5 separate regions of the Homo sapiens genome follow, and all the other regions are linked to region 2. A link is a contact called in ENCODE Hi-C or POLR2A ChIA-PET data. All regions are on one chromosome and are shown on one strand. Each heading gives the region's core, a stretch centred on a gene start or an enhancer-like site at or near the end of the contact. The rest is flanking DNA. Distances are from core to core; before and after follow the strand shown.

Region 1 (4,180 bases), core at 1,417-3,916, 350 kb before region 2:
AATCATCTGTGCGTGGTCATTCTTGCTGATGTTGTTTTTATATATAGCTCTAACTGAAAGCCTAGCCCAATTTCTGGCACATAATACACGCAGGGATGGTTGGAGGAGTTAAGCTAAAGGTGACCAAATCTCCTGAGTCACTTTAAAGTGGTGGAGCACTGGACATTTGTCTTTTATTCTGTATTTCCTAGCTTTTTGGCATCACAATGTTTTGGCACTCATTTTGATGGATTCTTCTTGTAAAAATAGCCTTGTTGAAATGACTGTCTTAATTTCTGTTGTAATTAACTACCTTAATTTCTGTTATAACAACTCAGATACTCTTTCAAAGTGGAATCATCCTGACATGGGGTTTATGTCCAATAATCCTAATAATACTGAAAATGTTCACTGTGCAGGCTCTCAACCGTCTCACTGTTTTGTTTTTCAATGGATTTGATGCCTAGTAATACACACAGTCCCATCATTACTCCAAAAGTGATTTCCACTCAACATGACCAGCAATATTACAATACTTTTTTGGGTTATTATCTCAGTGTCTCATCTTAGCCACAGGCCATTGCACTGGGGTCATAGCCTCCAGAGAATAAAGCCAAAAATATTCTTTTAAGCGTAACCTGTTTATCTATTTCAGGTAAGGGATTTTTTTCAAGTTACCAAAAATAGTATTTCATGCTTTGTACTTATTTTTAAAAGGGACTTTCACATCTAATTCTCCTTTGATCCTCCTGACAGTCCTACACAGCAGGCGGGCTAGATGTCATTATGACCATTTGTCATATAGTGAAATTGGGCATGGAGGGGTAAGGAGATGTCATGTGCTCAAGGGACCTTCTGATGAGTGGTGCAGGCAGGCCAGGATGCGGGCCTCAGGGCCCCAGTTCATCTTCCCCCCTCTGTGCTCTCTCCTCTAGCCAGGCTAACTGTTCTTAGCTTAAGGGGAATGACAGAAATTTGAAAATCATTGATGGAAATGCCTGGGAAGAGCTGGGCGTGCGGATCAATAGTATTAAGAGTTGTTCTGCTCAGTTTGCAGAGAGAAAAGGGCATAGTACTGAGGAATAAAAGCAAAACTGCTGTTCAGCCCTCCCAGCAGCCCCTCTTCTGTGGCAGGAATGCCTTCCCATACGCCCAGCATTCTCATTCATCCCATGGGCACAACTCCAGGGGCGAGAGATTATTAATTTGTTTAACATAAAAAATCAAATGAGCCCCTATTATGTGCCAGCTGCTGTACTAAGTACTAAGAACACAGAGATAAATAAGATGTAATTGGTGGTTTTGGAGCATTCATCGTCCAACTGAGAAGATCTTCATGTACGCAGGTATCACCAATGTAATGGATAAGGCCATCGTCAAGATGGGGAACTCCATAGACAGAACTACTACCTCTGCCTGGTAGAATCAGAGGAGGCATCTCAGCTTCCCTAAACTGTGAATGTGCTACTGGGTTGTCCTACTGTGAATAAGGGAGTGAAGGTAAATGAGGCATTGTGGCCAGGCTGTGGTGTGGAGTGAATTCAAGCATTATTCTTAGCGCAATGTCAGGCGGTGGAAGGCTGGTAGCAGAGGAGTAAAACAACCAAGCTATGTCCTCCCCGCCTCCCAACTTCTCCTCTGCCCCTTCTTAGCACTAAAATACTAAGAATTTTGACCAGGACTGGCAGTTAAAGTATTCTCTTTGTTCCATCGCACAGAGATGAAAAAGCTGAGGCTTAGAGAGGAATGCCGTCTCATTCAAGATCTCACACTTGTTAAACAGCAGGCTGACCCAAGCTGGTGACTGGCATGCATCATACTGCCCAAAGCCACTCTGAAGGATAGGGCACCCCTGGGCTTTTATCACACCTGAGATCTGCTGAGTAGCAGGAATTAGGAAATATTAAGAGAGAAATATGAGACTATTAGTCAAAGGTATCATATAATAGAGAAAGGTTTAGTAAAATAAGGGCTCCAAAAGGCCACTGGATTAGACAATTGAATCATCGATGACCTTATCAAGAATTGATTCAGTAGAGCAAGGCTTCTCAACCTAAGCACTGTTGATGCTTTGGACTGAATGATCTTTGTGGTGGGGGCTGTCCCATGCATTGGAAGATGTTTAGCACCCTGGCCTCTATCTACCGGATGCCAACAGCACCCTCTCAATCGCAACAACCAAAAATAACTTCAGACATTACCAAATGCATCCTAGGAGGCAAAATCACCCATGCTGAGAACCAGCACAGTAAAGCTGTGTGAACAGAAGCCAGACTGGAGAGTTACTGAGACCTCGAGCCTGGACCACCCTTTCGAGAGGTCTGGCAGCCAAGAGCAGACAGGTGAGAGGGGTGAGCTGGAGGAAGAGGCTGGCGTAGGAGGACAGCTTTGTTCGTTTGTTGTTGTTTTAAAGAGTTTTATTTCTAATGGAGAATACAGTTGTTTGCCCTAAGGAAAGAACCAAGAAAGAGGTAAAGGTTAAAGGTAAGGAAAAGTCACCAAGTAGCATCCATTTAATTATTTCACAAACATTAAGCATCTCCAGTTACCAGACTCTGTGCTAGGCTCTGCAGATGTCATGGTGAACAAGTGAGAGGTTCCTTGTTCAAAAGATAAAAAAATATTGAAAAGTTTGAAATGGCAACAGAGCATTAAACCCCAAGCAGGAAGCCCTTCTGTGCAGGGGTGGAGTAGGAGGGTGTTCTGTGCACCTGCTCAGATTCTATGGACAGGAAGCTATCCCTGGTTGTCTAAGTGAGGCAGAGGTGGCCCTGGCCTCACAGAGTGTAAGCCTTGTTGTCTGGTGAATAGGACAGGCAATAAAAGAAAGTAAAACAAGCACTGGGGTATGGAACATGCAGGAATATTGTTGCACACTGTAGGACACCTAAACCAAGAGATTTGCAGACAGAGGAAGTGATACTGAAGCTTTAAGCTGTAACGTTAGGGATTATTGTCAGTTAGACAGACAAAGAGGAAGGAAAAGAATGGTAAGGCTATGAGGAAGGGCATGCAAATCTGGAAGGAACCAAGAAGAGATCATTCTGGGTGAAGGACAGAATGGGCAGATTCTTGACAGGCAGGTAGCCAGATCATGAAGAATCTTTCAGAACACTGAGTGTTTTGACTCTGTCCTGTGAGCACTGTAAAGGCATACTTACTTTTCAAGCACAGAGTGGTGTGATCAGATCGGTCCCTTAGAAAGATCATTCTGTATGGGCTGGAGGAGGACCAGAGTGGGATAGGCTGGCAGCAACTGGGAGAGATGCTGATGGACTGCTTCCCCAAGGTGGTGGTAGATGGAATCAGAGATGGTTTGGATATAGGACTCTTGGTGGTTGATTGGCCATCAAGAGTGAAGTTCAGACAGGATGATTCCCAGTTTCATGGCCTGGGCATCTCACTAGGACTCCATACAAGACCACTTGGAGAGGAAGATGTATGGGGGAAGAAGATGAGTTAATTCATTTGGGACCCTTTAAGTCTGATGGCCCATAGGAGTACAAGACAGCAGTTAGAAAGGTGGCCAGGAACTCAAAAATATGACTGGAGGTTTAGATTTTGGAATCATCAGCATATTGATGCTATTGGAAGTCATGAGTGTTGATGAGATCATCCAAGGAGCATGTGTGGCATCTGAACTGGTGGGATCTGGGTTAAATAGTTACTAAATGAGCATCTATTATGCTCTCTATGCTCTCTTAGGAACTGGGGATGTAGTAATAACCAAGGCCAGACAGAAATGCCCCAATCCTCATGGAACTCATAGGTTCTCAGGAGGAAGTTTCCAAAGGATGTAGAGGGGATAGAATTCAGTGCTTCTCCCTTTCCCCTGATCCCACCAAGCCCATCTACACTTCTGGATACCTGTTAGAAAACCCCATCTCCTCCTACTTTTGGAGAGAGGATCTTATTTTCTGTCATTCTCTGTGAGGACTTTTGCATTTCCTCTTTCCATCTGTCTGAAAATGCAGTTACCTTTCTCTGGTGCTGAGTTGCAGAAAACCCAAGTTAATTCTGTTTTTCCTTTGTCCTGAAATGCAGATACAGTTTCAGAGATCCAGACTTTAAAATCAAGGCCCTCAAAACAATAAGCAGTTGTAAATGCTAATGAAAGCTGTGACCTTGGTGTTCTGGAAACGGCAGAAAGCCCATTAGCTCTGTGCAGCACAACTAATCTCTGTCAGCCTCAACAAGTCAG
Region 2 (4,699 bases), core at 716-3,215:
GCCTTGGAATGCCTGCTGTCCAGCAGGTGTCACAGGCCTGACTGGGAGGCATGGCCATTATCAACAGTGTATGAAGGTCACATATGGCTCCCTGAAGTGATTACATACTTGGACCACATCACCTCAGCCCCTTGCAAAATTGCATTTAATGTTACACCCTTGGCTTTTGTAGAAACAGGCAACAAGACACTATCATATAAAACTTTGTACTGCATTGCAAGGCATAACCTTTAATAAATCCCAGTGGTCCTTTGTGTAGGGAACGGGGATGCTCATAGCCTATGGGGCGGCTGGAGAACCAGTCAGGGACCCTGAGGGCTCGATGTACACTTTACATGGGTGGGCCAAGGAGTTTACACTGAGGGCACTGGTAATACCTGTAATAGTCTTATAGTACTTATAAAGCAGTTTTGCACATAAAATACCATCATGCACTTATAAGTTTGTTCTTGGGCTGCTCCAAGTTAACTTTATTCATTTTCCTAGTGTTAGTGTCTCAGGGAGTCTGATTATATTTTTGATTTGTAATTTCTATCTGACTAAGGCCTAGAGATTTCAAAACTGTTCTTTGCAATTCCTCTCATACTGAACCTCTGGTTCAGCAGCTTTTTTTGTTGTTGTTGTTTTCAAGTTTTATCATTTTTGTTCCTATTTGGTTTTGTCGTTTTTAAATTGAGAATTGCTTCTAAAACAGAAGACATGAAAAGAGAATTAAAAATACAATATATGTGTAAGATAGAATTATTCAACTTAGCATTTATTAAACATCTACCAGATGATAGACATTAGAAATAAAATGACTAGCAAGACCTGGCCCTTCCCCTCAGGGGTTCACAGAATGGCTGGAGCAACTGTCATATAAGCTGTTATGAAGTGCAGAAACTACACAGACATTTGTGCGGGTTCAGACCAGCGCAATTAGAGATGGGCAGAGTGGGATGGGGTAGGGGTAAGGTGCTTGAAATTTGCCTGGGTGGGAATTTTTGAAGTATAAAAAGGACTTCTACCTGGGGGGCTGCGGCAGTAGAGGGAAGAGCACGGTCGGTACAAATGCATGGCAGGTGTGAAACAGTTTGATTTGTTCAAAGAATGATGAATCACTTAGTGTTGTATAATGGATGGGAGGAGAGAAACACAGCGATCACAAAGGGCCATGTTTGCCAAGAAATAAAATATACTTGGAAAAAAAGTACGTATGTGTATATACCACAAAACTCGGGTGCATTCTCTAGGGACCGGCGAAGCCATTCTTTCAGGAGATATGCTCAGCATTTGCCACGGGCCAGCTGCTGTTCCAGGTCGTGGGTTAGGGCCCGGCACCAGGAAGGGCGCCCCTCCCACAGGGCCGACATCCTAACCGGCGTCGCTGCGGCCGCGGAGCTGGGAAGGCCGAGGGCGCCGGGCACGTCTGTGCAGATTTCTTTAGAGTCCAGGTCTGTCGCCCGCGTCTTCGTCGGTGGCAGCAGGGCTGACTGGCCACGGCGGCCATCTGCTAGAGCGCATTTCTTCCCATGAAACGCCACCTCCTCCGAAGTGCGGAGCGAACGCAGCCAAATCTACACAAAGACTGACAAGCTGGATCCACTCGACGGAACCCAGGGCCAAAAAACGGCGGCGAGCAGCGCCTCGGGCCCGCGATTACCGGTTTTCTGAGCACCGGACAGCGTGAGCCGTGCCAGCCCTGTCTCGCCATCCCAGCCGAGGAGGGCAGCGCGATGGCTCTTCCCTGCCTTGAAATCAACCCCATTGCCAGCCGCTTTCGCCGGCAGAGCATTTTCCGTGGGGTCCATCCGGCTCCAAGGCGGCCTGCGCTGGCCACGTGGAAAGAAACACGCCCACTGCCTACAGGCCACGCCCTTCCTCCCTTCGCGCATGCGCCCCACCCGTCCTGAGGACCTCCGAACCTGCAGGGGGCGATGAAAGTAGGCTTGCGCTCCGCTTGTAGCTGCTTCCGGGTCAGAGGTCAGACGGTCTAGCGCTGCGTGGGCCATGGTGCAGCTCCGACCGCGAGCGTCTCGCGCCCCGGCGTCGGCGGAGGCGATGGTGGACGAGGGCCAGCTGGCCTCGGAGGAGGAGGAGGCGGAGCACGGGCTGTTGCTCGGGCAGCCCAGCAGCGGCGCGGCCGCCGAGCCCCTGGAGGAAGACGAGGAAGGGGACGATGAGTTTGACGATGAGGCCCCGGAGGAGCTGACTTTCGCCAGCGCCCAGGCGGAAGCGAGAGAAGAGGAGCGGCGAGTGCGGGAGACCGTGCGCAGGTTCGGAGCCCGCTGCCCGGCGGGGAGAACCGCCCTTTCTCGTCCCGCTTGTCCTTCCCTTTGCTGACTTATCACCCTTCCTCCCAGGGATAAAACGCTCCTGAAGGAGAAGAGGAAGCGACGCGAGGAGCTGTTCATCGAACAGAAGGTTAGAGGCTAGGGAGGAGGTGTCTTATTAAAACAACTCGGCTCAGGGAGAATTCCTATGGTGGATGTAATTTGGGTTGGCAGGATATTGGAGTGGGGAAACAGTCACCAAGATTGCCTCTGACAGTGGTGGAAAGATGCTCGGGCCGGGCGCGGCAGTACTTTAGTTGGACGAGGTGGGCGGAGCCCGGGATGTCGAGGCTGCCTGGAGCCGAGATCACACCACTGCGCTCCAGCCTGGGCGACAGAGCGAGACCCTGTCTCAAAAAAAAAAAGTTCGTCTCCTTTAGTGTCCACCAACTGAAAATAAGAGGTTGCTGTGAGAATTAAATGAGGTGATTTGTAAACTGTAAGGGCTGTACAGACTTAGTGTATGGTTGCTTTGCTGTCTGATACTCGACACAGAGAGCTGGCTCCAGGCAGACATTACTTAACTGCTTTCAATTTATAACAGTGACCTGAGGGTTAGAATACCGTGGGCACCCTTTCTAGTTTTCATCAAGTCTTTCAGAGAATGTGGAGTTTTGTGGACCCGGTCTTCCCATAGCTTAGAGGTATGGGGGCAGTTTCCAGCCTAATTCATTTCTTTGCCTAGATGTAGGGCATTCTTAAAAGCGGTAACTTCAGAAGCAACTCCGGACATACTATGTACATGACTTTCTATTAATTTTAAACGTTTTCATTCCAAAAGAAAAGAAAACTCCTTCCAGACACTATTTTGGAGAAGTTAACCACAGCTTCACAGACTAAGTAAGTAATGGATCTTTTTATATTACTTGCTTATATACACCCATCTTTGAATTATATACTGGTACATTTATTTGAATCCATATAACTGAAGGAATTGTAGAACCCAAATTCAAAAGCTACCTTGGTATATGAATTTGATGGGAAAGACGGAGGTAACGTTCTACTTCTTATTTTACCATTTATTTTTGTTCATTCCCATAGCTAGCTTTTGAATTCCTGATCCCATTGTGTTCATTCAGTACATTTTGTTGACTGCCTGTCATTGTACTAGGGCATAGTGGGTGGTGGTGAATAAAAAGTGTTTTGAATCATTTAGTGGGGTAGCAGGCACTTATCCACAGGCTCTGAAAACTTGATTTGTCCCATACTTGCCTTACCTGCCACCAACCTGTCCTTCCTGTTCCCCACTTCATTTAGCATCTTTGGTGTTTTATGGTTTAAAGCGAAAAGCTATAGTCGTCTTTGGGAATTGATCAAACCCTACTAAATTTAGCCTTCTAAATTTTTTTTTTTCTATCCTCTTTTTCTCCCCTTAAGGCTTTAAATTCAGAAATTCAGCCCCCTTTTGCTTAGGCCAGTGACTCTCAAGTTTTCAGTAAAAAAACTTTACCAAAGAGTTACTCAGATCCTGAATACATTAAACGTAAGAGCAAATCTATTTGGTGGCAAATTCCCTTTCATCTTTTAAAACCAAGCTCAAGTGTCACCTTTACCTTCTCATTTGCCCCCCCCCACCTCCCATCACTTCCGCTTTTGTGTGGCCTTTCTCCTGTGCAAATGCTTCTGTATTGTATTCTGTCCATTTACATTTCTCTCTCCATTGGGCCACAGCCCCCTTGAGGCTGTTCCCTGTCTCCTGTGCCTAAACTATTAAATTAATCCTTTGTGATTTCTCCAAATGAAATGAGGCAGACCTACTCCCATTCACTTCATATTTCAAATACTTTATAACTTGTTCTGAACAAGTGTTTCACTTGAACTCCATTGCCCACAGCATTTTGCTGCTTTGAAAGCCTGCTAATAGGCTCTCAGATTTTAACTGTGAAGATCTTCCAATGCTTGAGAGTTGGTGGCAGTGTACTAGGGAGTGACTATTGCTTTCCAAACTGATGAGAGCTCCTGAGTAGAAATTGAGGGTGTTGGTAATGAAAGGGGGTGTCTTACTTGTAAAGGCAAATGAAATAATATAACATGTTTTGAGTAATCTTTACTGCCATTGCAGTCAGTGGTTTTGTTTTTTTTCCTTAGCATCAAGAAATCGCCAGGAAAGGTGAAAGAAGGTATGACTATTCTAATTTAACTAACTTCTCATGTAAGTGTCAAGTGCACTTGCAGATGTTTCCAGTCAAATATGAATGGCCCTTAGAAAGCCAGCATGGGCCTGGCCAAGGTTAGCTGGGGCCTATTCCCTGTATTTCATACAAATAAAAACTGCATCCACATTGGTGTGTAGTGGATGCTTAAAGTGAACTCCAGTAAATTTCCTGATTTATTTTTACGTGAATGCTAATTAGAAAATGTAACTCTATTTTTTAGTTAATTTGCAA
Region 3 (4,250 bases), core at 187-2,686, 260 kb before region 2:
TGAAAGCTGAGGAGGAGTGAGAAGCCTTGTGCGTGCGTCAAAAATAAATAAATAAATAAATAAATAAAGGCTAAATGGTAGATTTCTGAGTGGAGAGTGTGTTTGAAGGGGCCCAGGGAGGGGACTAACACATGGTGAAATGGCAGATGCTGAATCCTTGAAGACTTCAGGTTCAGGGGATTTGCAAATCGCAAACGCAACAAGAAAGGACGAGGGGATCCAAGGTGCACTCGGGGTCTTAAGGATGTTGCTCATTTAACACAATTGTTGGCATTAAAGAATTTCCAGGAAATGTCAACAGTTGGGTAGCTTTGAACAGCCCTAAAAGTGACTCAGCCAGATGGTTCCTGTAAGAATTCCTCCCTCATTCCTCCTTGTCTGCCGTCCTCCTCCTCATACAAGCTGTTTCCAGAGTGCAGATTAAGGCTTGTCAGCCAAAGAGGAACCCTACTTCAGATATCTCAGGCAACATTTACTTATCTTCACAAGCTTCCTTATTTTAAGTGCAGAGCCCTCTGACCTTTCGCTGTTTGTTCCCCTTCATCTAATTTACCCTACGTGAACTACCGCTTTTCCTGCTCCCTTCTCCTTCCCTTGCTGGTCCATTAATGCCAGCTCCTTCCTCTCTTTTTTTCTCTCCATCCTTTCTTCTCTCCTGTTTCCTCAGGGAGATGTCGAGTTTTAGCACTTCACAGCCGGAGTGATACAGAGCTGCTCTTTCCAGGCTAGCTCTGTCTTTTGCTTCATGGCAGAAACTTGAGTGTCAAGTCCGGATCCCTTGGCCTAGAACTCTGAAGAGTCAGCCTCATTTGTTAGTTCCGAGACAGACAGCTTTGGGAAGCTGAGAAAGCGCAGATCCTGGTCTTGCTCCTCTCCCTGGAGTTTCACTAGCTCTCAGGCCTGCTTGGCCTTTGCTTCTGAGGAGTCTGGAGTGATTTGCCATTCCCACAGGCGCCTCAAATAGCCTATGTCTGACTTAAATCTGATCTAGACCCTTTCATCCTTCCTACAAGGGAGTTAATGACATAGGGAATTTCAACACTGAGCCTGAACCTGTGGGGTCTGTGCACATGACCTGCACATCAGGTGCAGCCCCTCAGGCCTTCCTAGGGTCCCTCCTTCCCAGGGCATTGATGGCCAATGATGAGCAGGTCAGAGACAAAGGGGCATACATACACATGTATTCCAGACTGTTGTTCTAGGATTGAGTCCCTTCAATGAGCGAGAAATGAATTAATCTATAATTGCCCAAGAAGGCTTCTAAAAGTGACTTAATCTTTCGCTTTCATTCATGGCTGAAGAGAAGCAGTTAAGGTGATTAGAATCTGTATAAAATCAGGAAAGAAAGGTGTTTCTATAATTAGAATGACATTTTAGAGGAAGTCCAACAACCAGCTTAGGTAGTTTATCTTACAGAGTTGTGGTTGGACCACAGCAATGCTACAAAAGCTGTCACAGCTCAAGTCATCGTTCAGGAATTTACCCAGCAGATGTAGACTCAGAGATAGGATTCAAAAGGGAGCCTCAACTTGAATGCACAAGGCAAAGGATTTTGAATAGCTTCCATTTGCATCAGTTTTTTGTAGCAGTCTTGGCTTAAGTAAATTGTAACACTGCGCTTCTGGCGGTGACTTGGCATAAACTCTGTGAAGTGATGTGCCTTCTTCATCTCTATCATCTAGACTTCTTGGACAACATTCCCTGCAGGGGCCATTACTACTGCCAAATGCATAAGGGCTGGGGTGGAGGAGTGAGGGCGCCAAGCCCAGGGGATATCTAGGCAGAGGGATCTTTCCTGCTTAAGCAAAAGTTAGGTAAATAAGGGTCAATAACATGGTAGCCTATGAATTAGAGTGAGGTGAAGTTATTTTTGTTTTCATTTCTATACAGAGTTGTGCATACATCATGTATCTGTAATTCATTCTTACAGTAATTGTAAGTCATTTCATTTTTTAGATCGAGTCACCCAGGCTTGTCACAACAGGTGCTAAAAATGCACAAGATAAAAGAAGCAAGAAGTGAAACCGGAAAATGGTTCTGTGAATCAGGGAGGTGGGGTGTATAGACAGACATCAGAGGACACCCAGGTTTCTCTTCATTTCACCAGTAAAGAGCAACCTGAATGACTTACCATGCAATTATATCTGTTCTTTTTAAGCAACAGTTCAGAGACTATGAAAGCAGCGCTGATCATATCATGTGGTTTACTAGGAGGCATATAATCGCAGGTTTACAAAGCAAGAAATGGGACTAAATTGAGACAAACCAACATCACAAAGAGAATCCAAAATCCATGAAAGAAGAACTAGCTCCTAGATTTAAAATTTATATAACTGGTTAGGAGATTCGAGTTTTCATTGAGGGTTGGTTCTCAAGTCACATTGCTGAAAGAAACTTAGGGGAATGGATGCCATCGTGATGACACTTCACATTTGGGTGGATGGTGCTTTTAGTTTTGACAAAGCACTCTCCTTTTTGGCCTTATTTAGAACTGCTGTTAGATTTACTGCAGAATCATGTGGTATGAGAATGTCATATGTTCAAGACAATAATCTATGTGGATACAGGGGGTTGCTACAATGTTATCATAATAGATGGACTGAATTCTGGATGTATTTATATCAGGACCTGCTCATGAAGGAGTGAATGAGATTTCAGATTTTGCAGTATTAATTCTTATTTTTAAGTGAAGGGGAAACCATAGACCAGAAGGAACATTCATGAGCATTCTCTAAGACTCAGCAAAAGATAGAAAGGAAAGGCCAGCCCCTCCATAAAACACTCTATGTCATGCAAATTTGAAATTAGGCTGAGCTCAATCTGCGATGGTTGCCCTTAAACACTGCTAAGAAGGAAGTAAGCAAAGACGCTCTTTTAAATGGTCAGTGCTGGGCACAGTGGCTCATGCCTGTAATCCCAGCACTTTGGGAGGCTGAGGCACGCAGATCGCTTGAGTCCAGGAGTTCGAGACCAGCCTGGGCAACATGATGAAACCCCATCTCTACAAAATACAGAAAAAAAAAAATTAGCTGGGCGTGGTGGCATGTGCCTGTAATCCCAGCAACCCAAGAGCCTAAAGTGGTAGGATCGCTTGAGCCACAGGAGGTAGAGGGTGCAGTGAGCTGTGATCATGCCACTGCTCTCCAGCCTGGGTGACAGAGTAAGATCCTGTATCAAAAAAAAAAAAAAATTGTTTTTCAGTGCTTGGTGTGAAGTATTAGGTTACAGTGTTAAAATACTAGAGAATTCTAGAGAATTCTAAAATTTGCTCCCCCAATCTAAGAGCTATGTTCTCATCCTCTTGTTGTCTACACTAGCTTTGGTTGTCCACACTAGCTTTGGACACACAAACACATACCCAGAGGCCATAGGTAGGTTACTTGCCTTTCATTTTCACATTTCCAAAATGAGGGTTTGAACCAGATGGCTTTGAAGTGCCTCCAGTTCCCACACGCGTTGGTTTTCAATCAAAATTGTAGGTCTGTTGATTTCCATTGTTCAGCTTCATGGATGCTGACTCATGAACAGCCTCCCCCAGCACACACACAAACACCACAGGCACCCACACCCCTCTACCTTGGATGCACCCATTCATGCTTCAGATCCCACAAACTGATCAGGCGCCTATATTGAGAGCAGCAGGGTGTAAAAAACAGGCAAAGAGCTGGAATTGTATTTTCTTTTAAATCTTTATTTATCCTTTTCATTCCTTTATCCCACCAATGCAAATTGCGGAGAACAGCTGGAAGCCACGTCAGAGCGGCACAGGCCAGCTGGCTGAGTGATGCTGACCGCTGGCTCCGAGCATCGAGCATCGCAGAGATCACAACGGGCATCAGCTCTGGAGCTCCTAGCGGCAGGCACAGGGCTGCTGGAGGCCCGCAGGGAGGGCCGCCTCCCAGCTTCCACAGTAGTTTGGCCTTAAAAACACTAAGAACAGTTGCATTCATTGTCTTTTTTTTTCTTCTTTTTTTCCTTTAATAATAAAAAAGAAAACCAAAACCTCCTATAATTTATAAGCTATGTTTGACTATCTACATTATATAGAAAATATAGACTCTGTTTACTTTATAACACACATCTTTTTCCCTTGATAAATAACTCTTTAAAATATCTAGTATACATGCCTTGACTTCTTATATATATAAGTTTGGTTTTATACATATACATACATATATACTCATGTTTGTAAAACACAATAAATATATACTCGACAATGACAGCCAAACAAATGCCATTTTGGTTAAAAA
Region 4 (4,063 bases), core at 1,437-3,936, 310 kb before region 2:
CTCTTGCAAATGATGCTCTTGAAAATATTAAATATCCAGAGTTCCATGCTTCTAAAAGTGCTTTCACAGCCAACTCATGTGATGCTCACAAGCACGCTGGGGAGGGAGGGATGTCACAGAATCACTGTTTGATGATGGGGAAACCAAGACACAGACTGAGTGATTGGCTTGGTTTGCAAAACTAGTGAGTGGGGCAGATGCTCATGCCCCCTGCCCGGTCCAAGGCTCTTCCTGTCACCTCTTCCATTACTAAGTGAAGGGGACACAGAATCACACATCTCACAGCAATTCTACCCTTCCTCTGGAGCTTCTGGACAGACTCAGTCCACCTTCTCCCTGGTGTGGCAGCACAGGAGTTGAGAGTTTCTACTAAAGATGTCTGGAACAAAACATCTATCTGTTAAATATGTCTTCCCTGCATGCTTGTACACTCCGAGAGGGCAGATACCATGTCTTGTTCAGCAATTAAGCTCAGTACCTGGCCCATAATTAAGACTGTATTCACATATATTTTGTGATTGAATGAAAACAAATAAAAAGACAAATGAACCAAACATATCGGTCAGAGGAGGGAGAAACGGGAGGTGGGAATGCAGGCCCACTGCGGTATAGCGTGCAGCCACCTGATGTTTAGGAGTGAATCTTCCAAAGCTTCTCCTCTTTGCTGCCCCCCTCTCAAATCTTCTTAGTATTATGTCCAGAGGGCAGGCAGAAGCAGGGAAAAGAGAGATGCTAAAATGTCCAGCAAGCACCAGCTTGCTACTTATTAAGACTCTAGGAAAGGATGATGGAGAAGACCAGGAAGTGACTCTGTGATAAAGCCAGTGCTTAGCGTGAGCTCTGGCAGTCCCGAGTGCCTGCCATGTAAGTTCCTGGTAAACTGCAAAGGAAAACCTCAGTATTAGGTATGAGTTGGAGATGTGAACCTTAAGCGCTTGCTATGACATTCAATTTGGAGTTGTGCTTAGGATGAGCTTCTAGGATTCTTGTGTGTCCTTCTCTGATGACATTCTCCAACTCCCTTTGTCATTGTCCTGGAGTAAAATCAGCCCCTGGGAGGGGGCTCCCCTTATGGGGAGTTATCACCTCATCTAGAAACTGTCCACTCACTTTTTAACCTCCCCAAGGCAAGGCTGACAGAGGGACCAAAGTGGAAAGGGCGACTGGTCGGGAAAGCCATGAAAGGCCAGCACCCCCACCGTGGTCCCCCAGAAATCACTACCACCCTCTGTTCTCCACACCGCCATCCATCACCCCTCCCTCCTACTCAAACTGGTGCCAGCTCTGGAGGAACATCAGCTGATCTAGGAGCCACGGCTTGTGCCAAGAGCCACGGACAGTTTCATTTGGCACACAGTCTCAAGGAGAAACGGCTCTTTGTTTTCACCAACAGAGGAGATGCCACCAACTCCTGCTCCCCAAATTCCCACACTCCTTTCCCTCTCTGTCAAGGGCAGAGGAAAGCACCTTCTGGCCCTTCTAGACCCAAAACACCCAGCTAAAGACAAAGGCTGCTGACCTTATGTGACCCGGGCAGATTCACTGTCCACACCCCACACCCCTCACCAGGCTCCCCAAAGGCTGCCTTGGCTGGAGAACTTGGGATGTCACTCTGCTGCTTACGGTCACAGAGCTCGAGCAGGCGCTGTCACTTGGGCCATGTGAGCCAGTGACTCATTTTAGGATCTGGTCCTGGGCATCTAAGCTCTTTGCTTACCCTCCTCATCCCCACTGGCTTCCCTCCAGGTTCTTCATTTTCAGACAGAAAACACCAAAACCTTGAGTCACCATAGGGACGTGATAACCACATGACAGGAAACTTATGCAATTCAAGACAGGGCAAGTGCCTGTCATACCCAGAGCTACAGTGCAAGAAGGTCCTCGGAGCTCCTTCAGCGCATCATATGATTTCAGTGTTGCCTCATAATTTTCAGGCGAACTTTCCATTAACAAAGAAAGTGCTTCATTCTCATGAACCCTGACCTCATTTCCTGAAACAGCCTTGACACACAAGCCTGTGTACACACAATCCTCTACACAATTATACCTCGACGCAATCCATCCATTCGATTTGTCAGCAGGCCAAAGCCACACCCCCAACACACACACACTCTCCAACCTTCCTCGGCCTTCCTTTCTCCTGGCCAAGAGGACTGAGATCTTCTCTCATCTGTGTTTAAGGCAAATCTCTAGACGGGAAAGAGCAGAAACTAAATTTGATCATGTTAAATTCCAGCTTTCCAAGGGCGAGGAAGAATCTCACATTTTAGCCGCAATAGTCTGTGACAGGAACCGTGGGTTGTAATATATGAAGGAAAAATTCTGCAGTATCCTGACAAAATGTTTTGAAGAAAAGGCATATGGATGTATTTTTATCAGGAACTGCGCTCCTCACCCAAGACAGCAGGCACAAACATTTTCAAAACACTCAGCTCTCAGCAAAGTGAAATTCTGCTATGAAGCGAAACTGGATGCTCATCCTCTCCATCCACCACTTTCTCAGGATGGGCCTTAAAAAAATCATTCCGCCAATCAGTGTTTTAATAAAAACTCTCAGATTGACTAACTTCAAGAAAAAATCGCCGCCCCACACCCTACAGCCAGAAAGGTTTTACCAAACTGGGTTTGACAGAATATACTTGCAGAATATTTATTTTTAGATCTCTCAGCAGTACAGTAAGAGTCTTTCGTTTCAGATCAGCTGGCCTCCAGCCAAAGCAGCGAAGTCAGAGGAACTTCAGCCCCTAAGCCTTCCTGCTCCCTAAGAGTACCAGCGCTCCTGCCTGGCTCCGGCATAAATGGTTGGCAATAAGTCATTTTTTATTAAAATTTTAACTCTAGGCAGCAATTTTGCTTTAAAAGGTTTTTCTTTGGAGTGCATTTTTATTTTAAAAAATTAAATACTCTTGGATATGTTAGTATTCAGAAGCAGCAGATTTCAACAGCTCACACTTTCTCTGAACTTTTTTTCAACAGATATTTCACACACTAAGGAGGGCCTGAATTCTCAGAATTGTACCTCTATAAGTTCATAGCTGCCCTCGTCTTTTAGGGGGTGGGTGGAAAATCCAACTCACCACTCAGGCTCTTGCAGGTCTGAAGGCTAAACCGGTGTGAAACAAAGGGTCCCCTTTCACTCACTACTCCCAAAGCCGGGAACTATCCAGTGAAGAGTGGCCATGCCATTTACGTGGCACAAGGTGGCCCAGGGGTGATGAGCTGTTCACCTTCACCGGCCATTTCTCTCACTGCTTTAGTGCGTGGCACAGTGCACCCTAACATCCCACATTTAACACCCCATCAAGAAAAATGTGAGTGCAGCAAAATATCCAACAAGTACTTGCTCCTAGGAGCAATTCAAACACATTTTGTTCAATAATGGTTTCATTCCAACTGGCCCAAAGAGAAAAAAGAGTAAGGAATTGTTTAAAGCCTGTTTAGCAAGATGAAGCCTCAGAAGGCAGTTGGCTTGGATTTAAACACGTATTGCATCAACAAAAGCCAAATCTGAGGTGTCAACAAAAGGAAGTCACTCTTATTCTAGAAACAGACCTTGAAAGTAACTAGCTTGGTGCTAATTAGAGACAGGCAGGGCAGGCTTAGTTATGCACTGCTGGTTAACACACCCACTCACCCTGACTAAACCGCTTTAAAATCAGGGAGCTATTTTCTAACAACCCTTTTGAAATGCTATTCAGAGATGAACTTTACATTTCTATGTAACTGCAAGATGCTGCTCGCCAACACAGCAACACCAGGCATTTCAATTAAATAATTTTATTGGGGGAAAAAAACCACTTTGAGCACCAAAGCAAGAAAAGTGTATTATTCAATCAGTTTCCCAGATCACATGCCAAGAACACAATGCTCACTGTGGTGCCTGGCAGACGGTCCACAACCAGCGGGTGCGTTCAGCTTGAATGGACCGGGGTCCCACAGTGTTTGTGCCACAAGTCAATGGCCTTGCTCACGATCGCGTCTGAGCTGTCCTGGGGAATCTGTGGGCAAGCAAATCAGTCTTTGTGAAATTTCAGTGTTGACAACTTCAGTGTCTTCCCTCATT
Region 5 (4,241 bases), core at 1,531-4,030, 260 kb after region 2:
CTAGAATGAAGCCGCAGACCCTCGCGGTGAGTGTTACAGTTCTTCAGGTGGCGCGTGTAGGAGTTTGTTCTTTCTGATGTTCGGATGTGTTTGGAATTTCTTCCTTCTGGTGGGTTTGTGGTCTCACTGGCTCAGGAGCGAAGCTGCAGACCTTCGCGCTGAGTGCTACAGCCCTTAAATCGGTGCGTCTGGAATTGTTCATTCCTCCAGGTGGGCTTGCAGTCTTGCTGGCTTCAGGAGTGAAGTTGTAGACCTTCCAGGTGAGTGTTACAGCTTATAAAAGCAGCGTGAACCTAAAGAGTGAGTAGTAACAAGATTTATTGCAGAGTGAAAGAACAAAGCTTCCACAGTGCAGAAGGGGACCAGAGCGGGTTGCCACTGCTGGCTCGGGCAACTTGCTTTTATTCTCTTATCTGGCCCCATCCACATACTGCTGATTGGTAGAGCCAAGTGGTCTGTTTTGACAGGGCACTGATTGGTGCGTTTACAATCCCTGAGCTAGACACAAAGGTTCTCCACTCCCCACTAGATTAACTAGATACAGAGTGTCCACACAAAGGTTCTCCAAGGCCCCAGCAGAGTAACTAGATACAGTGTCAATTGGTGCATTCACAAACCCTGAGCTAGACACAGGGTGGTGATTGGTGTGTTTACAAACTTTGAGCTACAGAGTGCCGATTGGTGTATTTACAATCCCTGAGCTAGACATAAAGGTTCTCCAAGGCCCCACTAAAGCAGCTAGATACAGACTGTCGATTGGTGCATTCACAAACCCTGAGCTAGACACAGGGTGCTGATTGGTGTGTTTACAAACCTTGAGCTAGATACAGAGTGCTGATTGGTGTATTTACAATCCCTGAGCTAGACATAAAGGTTCTCCAAGGTCCCACCAGAGTAGCTAGATAGAGAGTGTCCATTGGTGCATTCACAAACCCTGAGCTAGATACAGGGTGCTGATTGGTGTATTTACAATCCCTGAGCTATACATAAAGGTTCTCCACGACCCCACCAGACTCAGGAGCCTAGCTGGCTTCACTCAGTGAATCTTGTACCGGGGCTGCAGGTGGAGCTGCCTGCTAGTCCCGCGCCTCTCAGCCCTTGGGTGGTTGATGGGACTGGGCGCTGTGGAGCAGGGGGCGGCGCTCGTCGGGGAGGCTTGGGCGGCACAGGAGCCCACGGAGAGGGTGGGAGGCTCAGGCATGGCGGGCTGCAAGTCCCGAGCCCTGCCCTGCCGGAAGGCAGCTAAGGCCCAGTGAGAAATCAAGAGCAGCGCCGGTGGGCTGGCACTGCTGGGGGACCCAGTACATCCTCTGCAGCCGCTGGCCTGGGTGCTAAGCTCCTCATTTCCTGGGGCTGGCAGGGCTGGCCGGCTGCTCCCAGTGCGGGGCCCGCCAAGCCCACGCCCACGCGGAACTCTAGCTGGCCCGCAAGCGCCGCGCGCAGCCCCGGTTCCCGCTCGCTCCTCTCCCTCCACACCTCCCTGCAAGCTGAAGGAGCCGGCTCCGGCCTTTGCCAGCCCAGAAAGGGACTCCCAGGGTGCAGTGGTGGGCTGAAGGGCTTACTCAAGTGCCGCCAAAGTGGGAGCCCAGGCAGAGGAGGTGCCGAGAGCGAGTGAGGGCTGTGAGGACTGCCAGTACGCTGTCACCTCTCAACAGCATATTCAAGGTGTGGTCTTGGGGTTTCAGGCAGCTCCAGCAGCATTGGCTTTGGCTTTCATTTTTTTTTTTCTTTGCTTCTGCTGAGGGTGATTCCAGGGACTTTTTAACCTCCTGTCTATACTTCTGGTTCAATCTCTTTGCACACAAGGAAGCAATTTCTACTGTACGGGAAAGGTTCATTTCCCCATGACCCCCACATTTTGTTTTTCAAGTGCTCAACAATTGGGAACAAGTTTATTGTCATCCAGGTGAGGCAGTTAAGCGGGAGTGTCACACCAGTATTTGTGAAGGAGAGGGCTTAAATATGGGTAACAGGGGAATGTGATGTGTTTATTCCGGCAACAACCTCAGACATTAAACTTCCTCTTCTGATCCTACACCACTCCTTCCCCATCACCAGTGGTTAGGCAACAGGGTGACTCTCATGGGCTGAACTGTGTTCCCCTTACCACCCACCCAGGTTTATATGTTGAAGACCCAACCCCTGTATCTCAGAATGTCACCATATTTGGAGATAAGGTCTTTACAGAGGTGACTGAGGTAAAATGAGGCCACTAGGGTGGGCCTTAATCCAATATGTGATGTCTAATGGAGAAACCAGGGGTCCTGGGGCACAGAGAAAAGACCATGAGGACATAGCAAGAAAGTGGCCATCTACAAGCCACGGAAGGGAGGTCTTGGGAGAAACCAACCCTGCCAACACTTTGATCTTGGATTTTCAGTCTCTAGAACTGTGAGAGAATCAATTTTTGTTGTTTAAGCCCCTCAGTGTGTTGACTGTTCCGGTGGCCCTAGCAAACTAATACAGTGGCCTTGTGCAGGTGAGACAGTTGAGAAAAAGAGGAAAACTGGTTTTCCCTCTTTTCCGGTGTGTGTGTGTGTGTGTGCGTGTGAGAGAGAGATTAGAGGGCGGGGAGGGGAGAAGAGAGGAAGCAAGCTAACCGGAGAGAGAGCAGGTGAGTTTTCTTTTGCAGAACAGAGTTAATGAAGTGGCAACTCTGCCTTCCCTGTGCCTTTCCTGTGAATCTGGGAATTTCCACCCGTCCCTCCCACGAAGTCCCAGTAGGATCCCTCGGGCCGGGCAGAGCCTGGCCTGCGGTCCTGCTGGCTCTTCGCCAAGCTGCCCGGTACTCGCAGGGTGATGGGCAGGGACTTGGCGGGAGGCAGAGGGACGTCGGAGGGCAGGGCGGGAGTGAGATCGCCTCTGGTTTCTGTGGAGAACTCCTGCACCTGGGTCAGGGTCTCAGCCACGGACAAGGGGCGTGGCTCTGCAGAGCGAAGCAGCAGCTCCACCCGTTCGCAGGGAGGGAGGGGGCGGAGGTGGCCTCACTGCCTGAGGGGGTCCTACCCCTCCCGAGGACGCGACGCAAAAGCCAGTAGACTCACGACGCCCCCCGCATGTCACACGACAAGGCCAGCAGGGCCGCCACCAGAGGGCACCAGCGGCTGGGACCCGCAGGAAAGGGAGGAAGAACAGGTGGCGCCGGTGAGGCGAAGGCGAGGGCACGAGGGGGTGGCCTGCGGCCCGCGCTGCTCCGGGGAGGGGCTTCCACCTGGACAGTGACGGAAGCCAGGGCGACTCAACAGGACACATTTGCACCATTTGCACGGCTGGGTGAAACGACAACCCCTCAGCTGGGCTCAAATTACCTGAAGGGCCTGCATCTACAACAGATTAGCTTTCGGTTTTCCTCCCGGGCTGCTCCTAGGGCACCCAGGGGGAGAGTTCCACAAAGTAAGAGTCATTAAAATTACCAATAAGAAGAGGAAAACTGCTACGTATTTGTTCTGATTGAGCTGAGAATCCTGAATCCCGAGAATCCTGAAATAGAATTGGTTCAGGGACCACCGTCTGACAACTATTGTGTAATCCTCCGTCACACAAACGGAAGTCTTCTTATAGGTGTGCCCTTCACTGTGTCTACAGGCTGGATTTTAGGACTAACACGAGCACCGTGCTGTAGCTTAACACAGAAAATCCCAATGTTAGGACAGAACACTACTAGCCGTAGTACAGAGGGCCACTTCATAATAATAAAACATATTTAGCAGGAAGAGAGAATACTTGCGTGCACTTAATAACAGAGCTTTGTGGTATACCAAGGAAAATGGACAGAACTATTAGGAAAAATAGACAAATCCACTCTCGTAAATATTTTAAACGCACTATATTAGATCATTCTTGCATTGCTGTAAATAAACACCGGAGACTGGGTAATTTATATAGAAAAGAGGTTTAATTGGCTCACAGTTCTGCAGGCCGTACAGCAAGCTTGTCCAACCTGTGGCGTATAGGCCTCATGTGGCCCAGGACAGCTTTGAATGTGGCCCAACACAAATTCATAAACTTCCTTAAAACATTATGAGACTTTTTTGCAATTTTTTTTAAAGCTCATCAGCTATCGTCAGTGTTAGTGTATTGCATGCGTGGCCCAAGACAATTCTTCTTCCAATGTGGCCTATGAAAGCCCAAAGATTGGACACCCCTGCTTTACAGGAAGCATAGTGGCATCTGCTCAGCTTCTGTGGAGCCTCAGGAAATTCACAGTCATGGTAGAAGTTGAAGCCGGGCAGGCATCTCAC

The links. A loop is a pair of places that touch in the nucleus more often than their neighbours do. ChIA-PET counts read pairs that join two places held with the same protein, here RNA polymerase II (POLR2A). Pooled maps may share reads with other maps.
Region 1: a pooled map shows a loop between it and region 2 (3-fold over the local background). The contact joins the enhancer-like site here to the promoter of NOL7 in region 2. A Hi-C loop is called at or near these places in 6 of 50 pooled maps. POLR2A ChIA-PET finds 5 or more read pairs at or near these places in 5 of 52 experiments (HEK293, OCI-LY7, T-cell and 2 more).
Region 3: a map of OCI-LY7 shows a loop between it and region 2 (3-fold over the local background). The contact joins the enhancer-like site here to the promoter of NOL7 in region 2. A Hi-C loop is called at or near these places in 4 of 168 maps with a recorded cell type or tissue (IMR-90, OCI-LY7, mammary epithelial cell and 1 more), 3 of 37 single-sample maps with no recorded cell type and 14 of 50 pooled maps. POLR2A ChIA-PET finds 5 or more read pairs at or near these places in 9 of 52 experiments (AG04449, Caco-2, GM12878 and 6 more).
Region 4: a loop to region 2 is called in a map of endothelial cell of umbilical vein, with 10 times the contacts of the local background. The contact joins the enhancer-like site here to the promoter of NOL7 in region 2. A Hi-C loop is called at or near these places in 1 of 168 maps with a recorded cell type or tissue (endothelial cell of umbilical vein), 3 of 37 single-sample maps with no recorded cell type and 6 of 50 pooled maps. POLR2A ChIA-PET finds 5 or more read pairs at or near these places in 3 of 52 experiments (AG04450, H1 and HepG2).
Region 5: a map of PC-9 shows a loop between it and region 2 (13-fold over the local background). The contact joins the enhancer-like site here to the promoter of NOL7 in region 2. A Hi-C loop is called at or near these places in 2 of 168 maps with a recorded cell type or tissue (PC-3 and PC-9) and 5 of 50 pooled maps.

What each region holds. Positions count from the first base shown.
Region 1 is chr6:13,258,890-13,263,069 of GRCh38, forward strand. All of the region lies in intron 10 of PHACTR1 (phosphatase and actin regulator 1), which reads left to right. Among named protein-coding and RNA genes, the nearest start is that of TBC1D7, 68 kb to the right of the region's middle. Within about 2 kb of position 2,667, at least 5 of the 41 ENCODE cell types and tissues checked have a DNase peak (open chromatin) inside an H3K27ac peak, as active enhancers do; they include OCI-LY7, where a contact is called at or near this core.
Region 2 is chr6:13,613,370-13,618,068 of GRCh38, forward strand. NOL7 (nucleolar protein 7) reads left to right here and starts at 1,966. Exons shown (of 8, transcript NM_016167.5): 1 at 1,966-2,255; 2 at 2,343-2,403; 3 at 3,094-3,152; 4 at 4,401-4,432; 5 at 4,689-4,699. The coding sequence starts at 1,990. It overlaps SIRT5 (sirtuin 5), which reads left to right. Exons shown (of 10, transcript NM_012241.5): 10 at 1-1,789. LOC124901263 (a long non-coding RNA gene) reads right to left here and starts at 1,833. Exons shown (of 2, transcript XR_007059461.1): 1 at 1-1,833. RefSeq lists an enhancer at 1,179-1,348.
Region 3 is chr6:13,354,160-13,358,409 of GRCh38, forward strand. GFOD1 (Gfo/Idh/MocA-like oxidoreductase domain containing 1) reads right to left here. Exons shown (of 2, transcript NM_018988.4): 2 at 3,671-4,250. Among named protein-coding and RNA genes, the nearest start is that of TBC1D7-LOC100130357, 28 kb to the left of the region's middle. RefSeq lists a silencer at 1,457-1,546. Within about 2 kb of position 1,437, at least 12 of the 41 ENCODE cell types and tissues checked have a DNase peak (open chromatin) inside an H3K27ac peak, as active enhancers do; they include GM12878, OCI-LY7 and mammary epithelial cell, where a contact is called at or near this core.
Region 4 is chr6:13,301,190-13,305,252 of GRCh38, forward strand. TBC1D7-LOC100130357 (TBC1D7-LOC100130357 readthrough) reads right to left here. Exons shown (of 9, transcript NM_001318809.2): 8 at 3,873-3,998. The coding sequence ends at 3,912. TBC1D7 (TBC1 domain family member 7) reads right to left here. Exons shown (of 8, transcript NM_016495.6): 8 at 3,762-3,998. The coding sequence ends at 3,912. Among named protein-coding and RNA genes, the nearest start is that of TBC1D7, 25 kb to the right of the region's middle. RefSeq lists an enhancer at 1,912-1,961. Within about 2 kb of position 2,687, at least 33 of the 41 ENCODE cell types and tissues checked have a DNase peak (open chromatin) inside an H3K27ac peak, as active enhancers do; they include endothelial cell of umbilical vein, where a contact is called at or near this core.
Region 5 is chr6:13,870,836-13,875,076 of GRCh38, forward strand. No RefSeq gene overlaps it. Among named protein-coding and RNA genes, the nearest start is that of RNF182, 52 kb to the right of the region's middle. RefSeq lists an enhancer at 1,401-1,983 and a silencer at 3,097-3,236. Within about 2 kb of position 2,781, at least 11 of the 41 ENCODE cell types and tissues checked have a DNase peak (open chromatin) inside an H3K27ac peak, as active enhancers do; they include PC-3 and PC-9, where a contact is called at or near this core.